Linked DNA regions of Homo sapiens: region 1 is linked to region 2. Evidence: chromatin contacts called from ENCODE POLR2A ChIA-PET data. All regions are on one chromosome and are shown on one strand. Each heading gives the region's core, a stretch centred on a gene start or an enhancer-like site at or near the end of the contact. The rest is flanking DNA. Distances are from core to core; before and after follow the strand shown. Region 1 overlaps MMP15 (matrix metallopeptidase 15). Region 2 holds the start of CNGB1 (cyclic nucleotide gated channel subunit beta 1).

What was found. ChIA-PET counts read pairs that join two places held with the same protein, here RNA polymerase II (POLR2A).
Region 1: POLR2A ChIA-PET joins it to region 2 with 16 read pairs in activated T-cell. The contact joins the enhancer-like site here to the promoter of CNGB1 in region 2. POLR2A ChIA-PET finds 5 or more read pairs at or near these places in 2 of 52 experiments (Caco-2 and activated T-cell).

What each region holds. Positions count from the first base shown.
Region 1 is chr16:58,034,183-58,038,882 of GRCh38, reverse strand. It overlaps MMP15 (matrix metallopeptidase 15), which reads right to left. Exons shown (of 10, transcript NM_002428.4): 2 at 1,263-1,411; 3 at 489-617. Among named protein-coding and RNA genes, the nearest start is that of MMP15, 11 kb to the right of the region's middle. Within about 2 kb of position 2,958, at least 3 of the 41 ENCODE cell types and tissues checked have a DNase peak (open chromatin) inside an H3K27ac peak, as active enhancers do.
Region 2 is chr16:57,968,326-57,973,125 of GRCh38, reverse strand. CNGB1 (cyclic nucleotide gated channel subunit beta 1) reads left to right here and starts at 1,998. Exons shown (of 33, transcript NM_001297.5): 1 at 1,998-2,066.

The DNA.
Region 1 (4,700 bases), core at 1,709-4,208, 65 kb before region 2:
GAGCTTGGAGTCAGGACAGAGCCAGACTGGAACAAGAAGGGGAGCCCTTGGGGACAACCACATGGCTCAAGGCACACTTGGCTGGAGGGTTTTCTTGCTCAAGAACTCAGCAAAAAGGATGAGGGCCCCTGATCCAAGGATTCTGCAGGTGACTTGCTGCCTGTTCACTTGATGGATGCCTGGATTCCTGCACCCCAGCCATCCCCCATCCCTTGCTGCAGTCTGTGCTGGGGCAGTAGCCCAGCTGTGCCCAGTGAGGCCAGCCCCTGCCTGCAGGGAGGTGGGGGGTGGGGAAGGACAGGGTGGAAGTAGCTTGAAGTGTCCTGACCTTCCCTCGAGGGAGACTGCCTGGCGTGTGTGGCTGGTCTCATCAGCGTGAAAGCGGGCTGGACTGTTAAGGCTGGGCGCCGAGGTGGGCTCTGGGAAAGGAGGTCTGAGGCTCGGCCTGCCGAGGGGCAGATGCTTCCCTGGGCAGCTGAGCCCCCTACCTAAAGGTCAGATGGTGGTTGTTCCACTTCCTCCCGGTGAGGGCGTAGCGCTTCCGACGCCGCCGCAGGTTGGCTTTCACTCGTACCCCGAACTGGTCTGGCACCCCACAGCGGGGCCGCTTCATCCACCTGGGACATGGACACAGAGGGGTGAGCACGGAGCCTCCCCTCCACACACCTGCCTGTTCTGGCACTGCCACTTCCGCCACTTCCGGGCTTCCCAGCCGCCCCTCCTATGACACAGTGGGGATGGGGGACTCTCAGCTTCAACTTCCAGTAAAATGGGCAAAATGCCTGTATTGGAAGACTGAGTGCCCAGGAGTGGTTCAGTCAAGGTGAGCCCTTCTCTCCTTATCACCCAGTAATGGAGGGTTCGCTCAAGGCCTTCTGTCCTGGATACGTTATGCTCTGTGCATTGTTTTCAGGGACATGGCTTTAGGTCATGTCACTTGTTAGATTCATAGCCATGCCTAGCTACGATTTCCCTTCCACAGCTCCTGTACTGTACCTCCACACTCCCCTGGCCATGTCAGACATCACTAATCAATCACTGTGCTTCTTACTGCTAAGGCCTGGATTCTGCCCCTGGAGCTTTCTCAATACAAGGCTTTGGGCAGCCACTCCAACCAATCAGAAGTGACATGGAGGACCAAACCATTTGGCATCTCTTATCTAGGCCACTCTTTTCTGGAAACTCCACATGCTGAGCCCTCTTGAGAGCAGGCCAGATGGAAGGCAGGTGCCTGTGGGGTGTGGATGGTGGGGGGAACTCACTCCTTGGTCTCTTCGTCGAGCACACCGGTGACTGGGATCCCGTAGAAGCGCTGCATCTCTGCAAGGGCCGAGGCCAAGATCTGGGCGGAACGCATGGTGGACATATGGCGGCTGGGCTGAGGCAGGTAGCCATAAAGCCGCAGCCAGTTCTGCAAAGAAGCCGCAACTCTGTCAGCAGGTCCTGGCACTGCTACCTCCAAACATGCACAGCCTGTGCCGACCACTTCCCACCACCTCCACCACCGCTGCTCTATCTGAGCCGTCATCACCTCCTGCCCAGGTGACCGTGTGAGCCTCAGCACCCTCCTCCCTGTCATCTCTCCTCACATAAGAGCCAGAACAAAGGCCAGGTCAGGTCTGGTCAATCCTCTGCTTAGAACCCTCTGAAGATTTCCCATTGCAAAGGAAAAGCCATTTGTACAAGAGCCACAAGGCCCTCACTGTCACCCCACCTTAGCTGGACCTCACCACCATCCACCCCAGCCGGGCATGCTCCTGCCGCAGGGCCTTTGCACTTCCTGCCTCTGCTGCCTGATGCACTCTCCCGCCAGACAACTGAGAGGCTTTCATCCTCATTTTCTTCAGGTCGCTGTTTCAATACCACCTTATCTAAGAGGTCTTCTCTGACACGTTAAAAAGGCCCCATCAGCTATACCCTGCACCCCCTCCTTCCTCCCATGCTTATCACCCATCTGATGCACTGTACATTTCAATTAGGTGTTTGCTATTTGTCTTCCCCCATTAGGACAGAAGCTGTGTCCACAGTAGCTGACAACTGCACTAGCCCCTCTGGGGTGGGCCCCTACCAGGCCAAGGACCCAAAAGGATTCAGGACCTCTTGAGGCCTTACTCTTTGGCACTGCTCCCCAAAGACCTTAAATCTCCTGGAAGGAGTAGACAGATGCAGGTACCCATCCAGGCTCAAGGGCAGGACAGAAGCCTGAAGCCCAGTCCCTGCTCTGCTACAAACTCTTTATTCTCCCTGGGCCCCAGCTTCCTCACCTATAGAATGGGGAACCATGGGCTGCTGAGGGGTGAGGTTTGAGGAAAACAGCCTTGGAAAAAGCTGGTACACAATGGGTGTGCCCTTCCCTTTCTAGGGCTTGCTTGGCAAGTCTTCTCATCCATCCACCACCCACCCTGCCAGATGTTTCTCAACACCCTCTGTGCCAGCTGGGGGCCATGGGAGGACTAGGCTGAGGCATCCTGGCCTTCAGGAACTTACAGTCTCCCTGGGAGACCCAACACACCTACAAAACAAGGAACCCACACCCCACAGGTTGCACGGCCAAGCCAGAGGGCAGAGACAGGCCGAGCTGTGGTAGAGAGGGGATTCTGCCCTGCCTGCTTCATGTCCTCAAGCCCTCAAGAGCACGGTGACCGCCATGGGAGGCAGTGAGCAGAGGCCAGGGGCTGCCCTGGACCTTGGACACTGCAAGTGTCTGTGTCTGACTTGTCTGGGTCTCTGGGGGTCTCCAGAGTGAGAAGCCCTTAAGGCTGGCACTCTGAGTGCTCTGGGAGGTGAGGGCTGCACCCCGAGGGCCCAGGCAGCAGGGCAGTAGCTGGACACGGTGGTTGCTTTAGGCTGACAGCCATATTGGCCGGCCAGATCACACTCACATATCTGCCTGCCACCAGTGTTACATCTAATACCTCAGGCACCTGCTTTCTGGTACCATCCACCAGCCCAGCCCTGGCACCCGGCCAGGTCCCTGGTGTGGCTGGGCAGGCCAGCTCAGTGGTACCCAGGCTGCCAATAGACGGAGCAGCTGCTGACCCAAGGAGGGGCAGCATGGAGAAGCTGCCAGGGTCGCAGACTGGATGCGCAGCCACAGCTTTGAGGCCTCTCAGGACCCGGGAAACAGCCCCAGAGCAATGAGGTGGAAATGCAGAGCTGAGAAACCACCACCAGCTCTGGGGACAGGTGGAGCTAGGCAGACCCTGGCTTGGCTATTTCCGAGGTGTCACTCCACCTCCTTATCTCTGTCGGTCATCAGTAAAAGGGGGATTGCACCAGGACCTGCCTCATCTCCTGGGTTCCTGTGAGGAGGAATCGTAAAGTGCATGCTAGTGCCTGACACCACCCTGTGCAGCAGATGGTGCTCGACAAACGTGCAAATGACAGAGACCAGAGGCCTGTGTGGTTGTCCCTGGGGCAGGCAGCCTTCGGCCTCCTTGACCCATCATTGACCAAGAAGGCTGATGGGTCTGGACTTCCCAAGACTGGTGATGGGCCAGGCTCCACCAGGACCCCAGAGTGGAGGGAGGCAGGAGGCCCCTAGGGCCCCTCCACTAGCACTCCTCACCTCTGGCCCAGGGCGCATTCCCACAGCTCAATAAGATACTGGCAATGTCGTGGGTACCCTCCCTGTTCTTCCCAAGCACGGGAAACCTCTCCCAAGGCTCCTGTGCTGGAAGGTGTGGAGCAGCAGATCCACCATCCTTAAAGGACAGTTTCCCTGAAGGTGCTTAGGGAGATCTAGAAGGCGAGGCCATGATGCTCAGCCAGCTCTAACGGCAAAGGGAATGCAGCTGGAGGCCGGGGGAGTGGCGGGGGACTGGCTGCCGGCAGATGAGGGCACCTCTACATCACCTATTTGCATAAGGTAAAAATATCTCTGGGAGCGCAATCATGGGCCATGGAGGGGCTGATTAGCGGTATCTGCGGAGCGACAGGAGGGGAGGGTGGGGGAGGATCAGGCTGGGGCCCTGGGGAGGAAAGCAAGGGAGCTGGCCTGTCTGCAGTGAAGAGCTCCAGAGACCGGCAGAGGGGCCCCTTCAACCCCGGGGCCAGCTCAGGGGCTGCCAGGAGGGTCCCAAGGGCACTATGGACCCTCCACACAGAGAAACAGTATTGAGTTCCAGGGAAGTCAAGAGCTTCCATCTCGCTATCAGCCAAGCTTGAACCCTCAGCCACCTGGGGTGAAGAGCCAGAGGCTGAGGATGGGGGCACCCCTTGGGCAGTGATTGGGGAAGCTGGGGGGTGGTAGGCAGAAACACGGCCTTGGCGCAGACCACTCAAACCTCTGGATAACAAGGCGAAGCTGGCAGAGCGTGCCTGACCGGTGAAAGTGTGCTCAGGGTGACTGAACGCCAAGTGCCCAAAAATCTGCCCGGGTGGCAGCAATACCACCCATAGGACTGTGAGCTTCCTCCTTTCCCCAGGGTCCAGGAAGAAGTTTCCTGGCACCTTCCTGCCACACTAAGTGGGACAAGCTCAGGGGAACACAGGAGGGAAGAGACAGCAGGGGGCGGGGACGCGGGGGTGGGGCCAGAGGTGCTGCTGCCTGCAGGTGGGCAGCGTGGGGAGCTTGCTGAACTGCTCTGCTGCCACTGGGCAAAAGGCGCAGATGAGTCCCTAGGTCATGACTCGCAATCCCAGTGTTCAAGCCCTTGCTGCTCCTCCTGGTGACTGTAAAAACTGTCCCTAATACAAGG
Region 2 (4,800 bases), core at 749-3,248:
CAGGCGTGAGCCACTGCACCCAGCCTCTCTCAGACATCTTAACAAAGTAGTGCTCATGATTTTCCCTCCAAAATTCTTCCTCCAAACTTCCAGCCTCAGGCTTCTTCTTTTCAGTACATGTGTAAACCAGCCTGGGGCGGTTTACTGGTTCACCCACTAAACCAGCTACCCAGTTTCCCAGGGTGAGCCCCTCAATGCCCGCCTTTTTCCTCCCCTTTCCCTTCTATCTGTACTCCCACCAGCATAGTCCAAGCCCCATCATCCCTCCCGTCAGGCTGCAGGCAAGGGCGAATGTCACCTGTGTTAGTCTCAGGCCCAAGCAGAGCAGAAGGGCTTGCTGCTGTTCCTTGGGGAGGAGCTCTGACCCCTGCAGCCTGGCATATTTGTAGGGAAGGGTCAGGGAGTACATTGAGCTTTACCGTTGGGGTCTGGCCTTGCTGGCAGAAAGAACTTTCTTGTGAATCACTTGCCATGTAGAGGTTGCATTATCAGAGGTCTTGAAGCCCAACACTGGAGGGGAAGCCAGGGGTCATCCAGTCACCAATCAGCTTGTCCCTCCGCAGCCTCCTGACCAGTTTCCTGTTTCCATGCTTGCCTGCTACACAGAGCCACACAGATCATGCCCAGCCCCTGTTCAAAACCATCATCTAAAACTACACTCCTTCCTGTGGCTTACAGTCTCACAACATCTGCCCCTGCCCTCTGTCAACCTCATCTCCCACCACTCTCCCCTGCACCCGTTAAGCTCCAGGCTCCCCGGTTCCCATTCTGCTCCTCAAGGCTCATTCCAGCCTCAGAACCTTTCTCGTTGCAGTGTCCTTGGCCTGGAGCACCACTCACCCAGCTTTTTTCACAGCTGAGTCTTTCTTACTTTTCATGTCTCAGTTCAAATATACATCCACCTCGTCATAGGGGCCTGCCTACCTGCCCCTACTGCCCTCCACAACATGCTTCTGCCCTGTTTGTTTCTTTTATGGCACTTAGCATAATTTGCAATATTCTTTATTTGTCAGTAATCTCCTCCATTGGAATGTAAGCTCCATGAGGACAGGGCCTATGTCTGTCTTGCTCAGTGTGCCAAGGCTGGCACACTGCCAGGCACAAAGGAAGAGCTCTAGGCCAGGTGCAGGGGCTTACATCTGTAATCCCAATACTATGAGAGGCTGAGGCAGGAGGATTGCTTGCATCCAGGAGTTTGAGAGGTTGAGGCTGCAATGAGCTGTGATTGCACCACTTCACTTAGCCTGAGTGACAGAGAGAGACTGTGGCTTAAAAAAAAAAAAAAAAAAAGGAAAGGAAAGGAAAGGAAGAACTCTAGAAATGGTGCGGATAATTAAGTCAAGTCCTGCCCTTTGCCAAATATCCCTCAGGGCCACCACACTGAGCCCCTCTTCCTTGGGCCCTGTCCCTTGCACCCTCTCCTCCTAGATCTCTGTATCCCTTCAAGTGTCCAGCCTCAGTTCACAGGGCAGGTCAGATGCCTCAGTCATCTGCCGGGTCTTGGATCCATCCTCAAGGCCCAGGCCTGGGACACAGCCTTTCTGGCAGAGCCCAAGGCAGGGCTGCTGAGACCCTGCCCAGAGAAGACTCTAAGCCAGAAAGAACCTGCCTGCGTCCTGGCCTGGGGGCTGGAGAGTTGGGGTACACCTCTTGCCACCGCTGAGTGGGAGCTGACAAGCCCCTGCTACCATGAGGAGTCTCCAGGCATCACATGGGAACTCCAAGCTGTTATTCTCCCATCAGCCACTCCGTGTCTTGGCCAAGGTGTATGGGAAGCCAGGCCCCTGGTAAGCCGGGCAGGTCCCCTGGCAACCCATGGTGCTCCAAACCTGGGCCATGCAGGAGCCCTTCCCTGGGGCCCACATCCTTGCTGGACCCTGGGAGTTGGGAGGTGCTGCTGGTTTCCTGGGCATCAACAGCCTCTTTTCTCCCCCTCCCCCATTCAGCACCTGCTAATCCTTTGCACACGGCCCAGCTACTGCCAATTAATCTTCCTTGTGTCTGAGGGGCCAGCTACGAGTGGCAGCAAGAAGGCAATTCCTGGCTGGCGGTTGGCATCTAAGCAGGTAACTCAGGGTGAGGTGGAGGCTCGGTGGGACCCCGAGGGGATCCCCATGTTCTCCCTCTAGAAAGGCATTTAGGTAGGACCAAACTGGCACGGTGGGAAACCTGTGGCTTCCCTCTATCTGGTGGAGCTTGGACTTTAGCGGGCATCAGAATTTTCAGGACAGCTTGTACAATGCAAATTCCTAGGTCCCCCAGGAGGACTTGGGGGACCTAGGAATCTATATTTTCACTAGCTCTCCAGAAGACTCTGGAAATGCTGGTGGTGCAACACCATGGCTCCCCGAGCTGCCACTCGTGGGTCCCCCTTCCCACCTGAGCCTCCCTCATCAAAGTGCAGTCAGCAGGGACACGGGTGAAAGATGGGAGGGACCTGCAAAAATTCTCATTTAGGAGGAAAAAGAAAAATGGGGGATCGGGGAGGCTTCCTTAGTCATTTCCAGAAGGTTTAGAAATGCAAGCGAGAATTGCTGCCTGCTGGGAAGGGTCTACAGGCCTGGCCCGCGGAAGAGGCCAACACTCGGCAAATGCCACGACTACCTGGGAATACATGTGGGGCAGCTGGAATCGGGCAGACCTGAGTGTAAACTCAAGTTGGCCACTGCCGGCTGTGCTGCTTCAGGCGATTCTGTTGACCTTTCTGTGCTACATAATGAAAATTCTTATTTTACTGAGTGCAGGGGCTGGGCGGGGCGTGGTGGTGAGAGCGAGGATGAGTATGATCATGGGTAGAATGCACTTAGCTCAGCCCTGGCTCTCGGGGCTGCCTGGGGCTGGCTGGGGTCAGTGAAATCTGCTATCCCAACATGTGAGCTCTGGCAGTCCCGACCTGGGAAAACATTGTGTCTGTGCCCCCACCTTCAGGGAAATGGAAGACCAGAGGGGTCATGTCTGGCCCAAGTTCATTTTTTGGGAGGCTGAGCCAGGGATCTGACACTTAGAGCTGTGTTCCCACCACAGCCTCTCGTGGGAGAGGCTGGGCTGCTGATGCCAGAGTGGGAACAGAGGTCAGGGCTGTAAGTAGAGGACAGGCAGCACAGCCGTGGGCTCTGGGGAGCTGGGCTTGGGGGCAAGGATCCTGGGCCTGGGCTGCCCTCTTCAGCTGGGGCCAGGGTCCCTGGCAGAAAGGGGCATACAGACTCTCTGCCAAAGCCCGGGTTGCCCATGGCTGGGAGAGGGGTGGGGCACACTCATGTGGGGCAAGAACACATCTAGGGCTAGGAGTTAGCACACACTGACCTGCACGCTGCGCACTGGCCAGGCCATCCTGCAGGGGTTCAGTCATAAGGGCTGGGGCTCCCCATTCCCCAAGGAGAAATCAACCAGAAACAACCTGTACTTAAGGTAGGACTGAAATAACACAGTATATCATGAAAAAAGTCTTACCTGGCATTTTATCTTTTTCTTTCTTTCTTTTTTTAAAATATAGCACTATAAGCATTTTATTTCAGTTTTGAGACAGGGTCTTACTCTGTCGACCAGGCTGGAGTGCAATGGCTGAGTGCAATCTCCACCTTTTGGGCTCCAGTGATTCTCGTGCCTCAGCCTCCCGAGTAACTGGTACTACAGGCACGTGCCACCACGCTGGGCTAATTTTTTGTATTTTTGGTAGAGACAGGGTTTCATCATGTTGCCCAGGCTGGTCTCGAACTCCTGAGCTCAAGCGATCTGCCTGCCTCAGCCTCCTGAAGTGCTGGGATTGCAGGTGTGAGCCACACCATGCCCAGCCTTTTTGTTTGTCTGTTTGTTTTTGAGAAGGAGTCTTGCTCTGTCACCCAGGCAGGCTGGAGTGCAGTGGCACGATCTCGGCTCACTGCAACCTCTGCCTCCCGGGTTCAAGTGATTCTCCCACCTCAGCCTCCGGAGTAGCTGGGATTACAAGTGCACACCACCACACCCAGCTAATTTTTGTATTTTTAGTGGAGATGGGGTTTCACCATGTTGGCTAGGCTGATCTCGAACTCCTGACCTCTGGTGATCTGCCTGCCTTCACCTCCCAAAGTGCTGGGATTACAGGCGTGAGCTACCACAACAGGCCCATTTTTTTTTCTTTTTTTGAGACAGGATCTTGCTTTGTTACCCAGGCAGAAGTGCAGTGGCATGATCACTGAAGCCTCGACCCCTTGCCTCAGCCTCCTGAGTAGCTGGGACTACAGGTGCACACCACCATAACAGGCTTTTTTTTTTTTTTTTTTTAAATAGAGACAGGGTCTTGATATGTTGCCCACAGTGGTCTCGAACTCCTGAGCTCAAGTGATCCTCCCATCTTGGCCTCCCAAAGTGCTGGGATCACAGGCATGAGCCTCTGCACCCAGCCCATTTTATCTTAAAAATTAAAAAATGATGAACATAGGTTAAGTTTATCTTAAGACAGATTTTCCACTCATGTAATTACTCATAATGAATATTTTTACTTATAATGAGATTATGTAGTACATGCATATTACACAATTAGTGTTTTCATTTGATACCATGTAATAGTCATAGTCAACATTTATTAAGCCCTCGGCATGTGCCAGTCACTGTTCTGAGTATGTTACATTTATTATTATTATTATTATTTTTGAGACAGGATCTCACTCTGTCACCCAGGCTGGAGTGCAGTGGCACGATCTTGGTTCACTGCAACCTCTACCTCCTGGGTTCAAGAGATTCTCATGCCTCAGCCTCCTGAGTAGCTGGGATTACAGGTGCCTGCAACCATGCCCAGCTAATTTTTGTATTTTTAGTAGACAA